Regions from separate parts of the Homo sapiens genome. Here region 2 is linked to region 1. Evidence: read pairs that join two places in POLR2A ChIA-PET (ENCODE). Cell type or tissue: GM12878. All regions are shown on one strand. Region 1 overlaps XYLT2 (xylosyltransferase 2). Region 2 holds the start of PPP1R9B (protein phosphatase 1 regulatory subunit 9B).

The links. ChIA-PET counts read pairs that join two places held together with the same protein. Peaks named below come from ENCODE experiments on the same cell type or tissue, not always from the same donor. Only the 100,000 strongest peaks of a DNase experiment are listed, where the experiment ranks them.
Region 2: POLR2A ChIA-PET joins it to region 1 with 10 read pairs; 5 of 35 experiments call an interaction of 5 or more read pairs at or near these places.

What each region holds. Positions count from the first base shown.
Region 1 is chr17:50,353,766-50,356,265 of GRCh38, reverse strand. It overlaps XYLT2 (xylosyltransferase 2), which reads right to left. Exons shown (of 11, transcript NM_022167.4): 2 at 2,144-2,500; 3 at 1,683-1,858; 4 at 1,210-1,412; 5 at 685-765; 6 at 269-485; 7 at 5-181. Among named protein-coding and RNA genes, the nearest start is that of XYLT2, 8.9 kb to the right of the region's middle. In GM12878, no CTCF peak of the experiment used is centred here; no DNase peak of the experiment used is centred here.
Region 2 is chr17:50,150,014-50,152,513 of GRCh38, reverse strand. It overlaps PPP1R9B (protein phosphatase 1 regulatory subunit 9B), which reads left to right and starts at 1,837. Exons shown (of 10, transcript NM_032595.5): 1 at 1,837-2,500. The coding sequence starts at 2,001. All of the region lies in intron 1 of LOC124904025 (a long non-coding RNA gene), which reads right to left. RefSeq lists an enhancer at 1,172-1,466 and silencers at 1,477-1,566, 1,637-1,726, 2,376-2,485. In GM12878, CTCF peaks have their summits at 1,379 and 2,461; DNase peaks (open chromatin) are centred at 403, 630, 933 and 1,303; H3K4me3 peaks cover 2,500 bases; H3K27ac peaks cover 2,500 bases.

The sequences.
Region 1 (2,500 bases):
GCACCTGCAGCCGGAGGAAGTCCTGTGGCTTGAAGTCGTTGGGGGAGCAGCCACACCAGTCCACAATGTGCTTGTACTGGCACTTGCAGCCCAGCTTGCGGTTCCAGTTGGTGACCCGCAGGTTGTTGTCCACGAGGGTCTCACAGGCCAGGCTGTTCTCCAGCACCGTGTGGAAGAAGGACTGCAAGCAGCAAGGGAGAGTGGAAGGTGAGCTGCAGGCAGCCCAACCCACGCCCTCCCTGGCCTTCATGCCTGCTGGGCTACCCACCTCGGCTGGGAGCAGTGTGTATGTGTAGAACTGGCGCAGCTGGGCCACAAGCGGGTCATCTGTGTACACCACATACTCCACAAAGCTGCGTGTCAGCACGAACCAGTCAGAACCGCCATCCACCACAATGCCTGCTGGGATCTGCCGCTCGCCCAGGCGCCACATGTGTGAGTCGCACTCATGGAAGAGCCGGTCCAGGCCCTGTTTCTTGATGAACCTGTGGGCAGCAGAGAGGCCATGGCTGGGGATCCTGCAGGGTGGGGTCTAAGCTCTTTCACCCGCCTGGCAACCAACACTCCTCAACCTGTGACTGGTGTGGAGGCTTTGAAACCCAGGGCTGGAGCCACCGAGCCCAACTGTGTGGGAGGGGTTGGGACAAGACTCTGGGGCCAGGGCCTCCTTCCCCACCCCCTCACCTGGAGTTGTCCCGGCCATGTGACTTGAGGAAATTCTTGTCCCGGTTCTTGGATAGGAATGCCACCAGCTCCTCATTGGTCCTGGTGAAGGAATGGGGTGACAGGCAGCCACATGAGATAGTTGCTCAGTCACTGGCCCAGAGCGGACCTTCTGGCTTTTCTTCTCTGCCTGATTGCTGGCTGGCCATGTGCCCTACCCCTGGCTGATGTCTGGGGTGGTGAGCACCAGAGGCCCCTGAGGAAGACCACCCCATCCTTCCTCTGCCCCTTGCTGTCTGACCCAGAACACCAGGTACAGACCTCTGGCTCCTCCTCCTCCCCATCTCCTATCATGCTCAATTCTTAGATCATCTTACACCAACCCCTCCCCTAAAACATAGCTGGGGCCCAGGGGCCCATGTCTGAGCAGGGCGGATCCCAGAGTTACGCTTATGGGGCAGAGAAGGTCCACCAAAGCCCTCCAACCCCAGGTGCCCAGACAGGGGTCCCCTCCCATGCAGAGGACTCAGAGCCCCATCCCCACACCTGGTTGGATAGTCAGTGGCACTGAGGTTGATGAAGAAGTCCCAGGCCCAGCCAGGCACCTCTAGCAGGTCCCGCATGCTCCGCAGGTACATCCTCAGGAGGCTGGCCCCGCCCCAGATGGTAACCATGCGCCAGGGCGTCACCCGCACGTTATCATAGCCCTGGGCCAGCTCCACCACCTCCCGGTGCAGGTAGTCGGAACGCTGGTGGGGAGGAGACACTCAGCTAGCCTCCAGTGTTATCGCCATCCCCAATCCCACCCCAGGACAGAGTGAAGGGACACAAGACGAGGAAAGCACAGGGCAGGGCTCCAGCCCCTAAGCGGCTGAGCTGGCTCGTGCTGCCACTCCCCTGTTCAGGGCCTCAGTTTCCCTCCTAGGCTACCTGGGCCAGGTCAGAGACTCTGTCTGTCTGCAACCTTCTGTTTCTGCTCTGCTCATCCCAGACCCCTTGGCCTCTCCCCACCACAGTACCTTGTCCACATGGATGTAAAAGAAGTGCTGCTCGTGATAAACGGCCTTGAGGAGACGCTTCAGCTGGCGGATGGCGCGGCCGTGAACCACCAGCATGTAGGCGATTCGCACCGGGGGGCCATCCATGGGCTGCTGGGCTTGGCTCTCATCCCACTGGATGCCGGGGCTCATCTTCCCTGAGAGCAGAGGACAGGCGTTGGCGAGGCCCACCCTAGGTCACAGGGTGGGGGTGAGATGGGAAGAGGGAGCTGCCTGCCTTCCGAAGAAACCTAGACTTGGAGCTCCATGCTCGTGGGTCCCCACTCTGCCTCTGCCACTTAGTAAGTACACTGGATGAAGACTTAGGCAGGGAGGTAGGATCCCCTTGGCTCTTTCTTCCTCAGAGAGATAGGGGTGAGGATCCGGGCCATGCCACCCCCCTGCCCCCGCCTGGGAAGGGCTGGAGCACCCCTGTCCCTCACCAGTCAGCTGACAGTGCCGGGGCACAGCCTTGGGCATGAGGCTCCCAGCCTGGTGCAGGCACACCACATTGGCGATCTCCTGCTGGCACTGCTTGGTGCTGGCCCGGGCCAGTGCAGACAGTGCGTCCTTGCCCACGATCTCGCACTTGGGGGTGAAGCCATTGTCCGTGGGCTGGGGGGCGCCCTCCACGCTCCCTGTATCTCCGTGTGGTGGGAAGCCAGCTGCCCCTACCAGCGCCTCCCCAGCTGCTGCCCCACTCAGGTTCTGGCGGCCTGGGGCTTCCGGGGGTGGGGCAGGTGGGACCCGCCGGCTGGCTCTCTGCCGGCTGGTTACTGCCCGTACCACCTTGGCCACGG
Region 2 (2,500 bases), 200 kb after region 1:
TTCCGGCTCTAGCTCACAACCTAGATCTTCCCTCTTCCTTAGCACCAGCCTCAGGATCAGTCCTGCGGTTCCTGGCCCCTCCCGATCCCAATATCCAGGGTTCCCAGGCGGCTTCCCCACACCCCATCCCCCACGCTGTACTCTAAGCTCTTTTGCACATGGTAACGCGTTAATATCCCACAAAACCCACACACACCCCTGCAGTGGAGTGGTAGGAGGGCTCCCTTTGCCAGCCCTTCCAGGCCAGGGGGGAGAGAGTGGGAGATTAGGAAAAGGAGGAAGAGGATGGAGGGGAAGAGGGCGGGGGAGGAGGCAGAGGCCGCAGAAAGGCCTGAGATGCAGGAAGCAGCTGGGAGTGGGGGGAGGCTTTGTGCCTGAGTTGTTCTCTGGGTCCTAGGGCCCATTGTGTTCACCAGTTTCTGGGATGTGTGGAATGAACCAGCTCACCTGGACCTGTCCAGAGGGCGGACTCTCACACCCAGGGCCCAGGCAGCGCCAGCACCCTAGCTGTGTATGCGGGGGGTGCAGAGGGCATCAAACAGCTTTCTGGGTTGCCAGGACAGGGGATGTGTAAGTCACTGTCACCCTCCCCACCCCCCCACCCCAACCGGAACACAGTGGCCAGGATCCTTTAAATCAGAGACCCAAGTTAGAGCTCTCACTGGCGAAACTTTGGCCCCAGGCCTCTCGAATTCCTGCTCCCAAACCCTTCCTTCCGGTTTGAGAGGCAGGAGTGCCAGGGTAGGGGCCTGAAGACGGGTGCACAGCAGACAGGCGACAGGACATCCTTTCCAGACTTCGGCAGTTTTGGTGATCCCCTGCTACTTGGATGACGGGGTTCACCTCCTTTCTTCACCACCCCTCCCCCACCATCGAAAGGTCACCAGCGCTGGACCAAGGTTTCACACCTCCAAGGGGGCCAAAGATTGCCTGTAGTGAAGTGTTAAAATGCAGATTCCTGGGTTCAGCCTCGGAGATTCTCCTTCACAAGGTTCGAGAGAGATCCCAGAAATCTGCATTTTTACCAAGTGCCCAGCGATTCTGATGCTAAAGGCTTGAAGCACACCGAAGAGCTAGCTCCGAGGACACTGAAGAATGAACCTCTGCCCCTCCCTACAAACCCCCTCCCCTCACACTGAGACCATCGTGGATGTACTGCCTCCCCCCAATATTTCATGGAGGTGCGGTTCTGTGGGTTGTGACCGCAGTCAGAAGTTGTGATGGAAGCAGGTTGAAGAGTGCTGGCCAACGTCCGGGGGCAGCGGAAGGCTCTCCGCGAGGGCTGGGGAGGGGAGGGGATCCGTTCGGGTGGAGGGGAAGGGGAGGGCTCACAGGCTCCGGCCCCGGAAATCCGATCCCTTTAGGACCCAGAGGTGCCAGTCCCCCAGCGGCGGCTGCGAGAAGGGCAGCCGCTCGGTCTCCGGCAGCCGCCGCTCGGGCAAAGCCAGAGAAAGACCGAGGCTCGGGGCACGGGGGGGAGGGAGGGAGGGAGGGAGGCGCGGCGGCGGAGCGGCCCGGGCCGGCGGAGCAGCCATGGGCGTTGGGGTGCCGGGCCCCCCGAGAGCCGAGGCCTCCGGCCGGACTGGGGGACGCCCGGGCTGCCAGCCCCGCTGACACCGTCTCGGACGATGTGAGCCGGCGACACCGCGGCTGCTTCGCGGGCAGGGCGCGCGCTCCCACCGGCCCCAGACGCCGCTTTGCTAATTTGGGTGGGGGCGACCGTACCAGGCCGCTCGGGCTTTTGAAGCGGGGCTGGCTGTCTTCGGCAGCTTGATTGGGGGAGGCGACCCACACACAGGGCGCTTGGAGATTTTTTTTTTTTCATTTTTTTTTTTAAAGCGGGATTAACTGTTTTTGGCAGCTTGGTTTTGGGGGGACCCTAAAAAAGGCCTTCGGGGTTTCTTTTATCGGGGGGAGGGGGCGGTGGTCCCGACTTGGCCAGCCGCCTGTTGAAGCGGGGGAGCGGGGAGCAGGGGCATGCGAACCCGGCTCCCCCCACCATGATGAAGACGGAGCCACGGGGGCCCGGGGGTCCCCTCCGGAGCGCCTCCCCGCACCGCAGCGCCTACGAGGCGGGCATCCAGGCGCTGAAGCCGCCCGACGCGCCCGGGCCCGACGAGGCACCCAAGGGGGCCCACCACAAGAAATATGGCTCCAACGTCCACCGCATCAAAAGTATGTTCCTGCAGATGGGCACGACGGCGGGGCCCTCGGGCGAGGCGGGCGGCGGCGCGGGCCTGGCCGAGGCCCCACGGGCGTCCGAGCGCGGCGTGCGCCTGTCGCTGCCGCGGGCCAGCAGCCTGAACGAGAACGTGGACCACAGCGCCCTGCTGAAGCTGGGCACCAGCGTGTCGGAGCGCGTGAGCCGCTTCGACTCCAAGCCCGCGCCCTCCGCGCAGCCTGCGCCGCCGCCGCACCCGCCGTCCCGGCTGCAGGAGACGCGGAAGCTGTTCGAACGGAGCGCCCCAGCGGCCGCAGGCGGCGACAAGGAGGCCGCGGC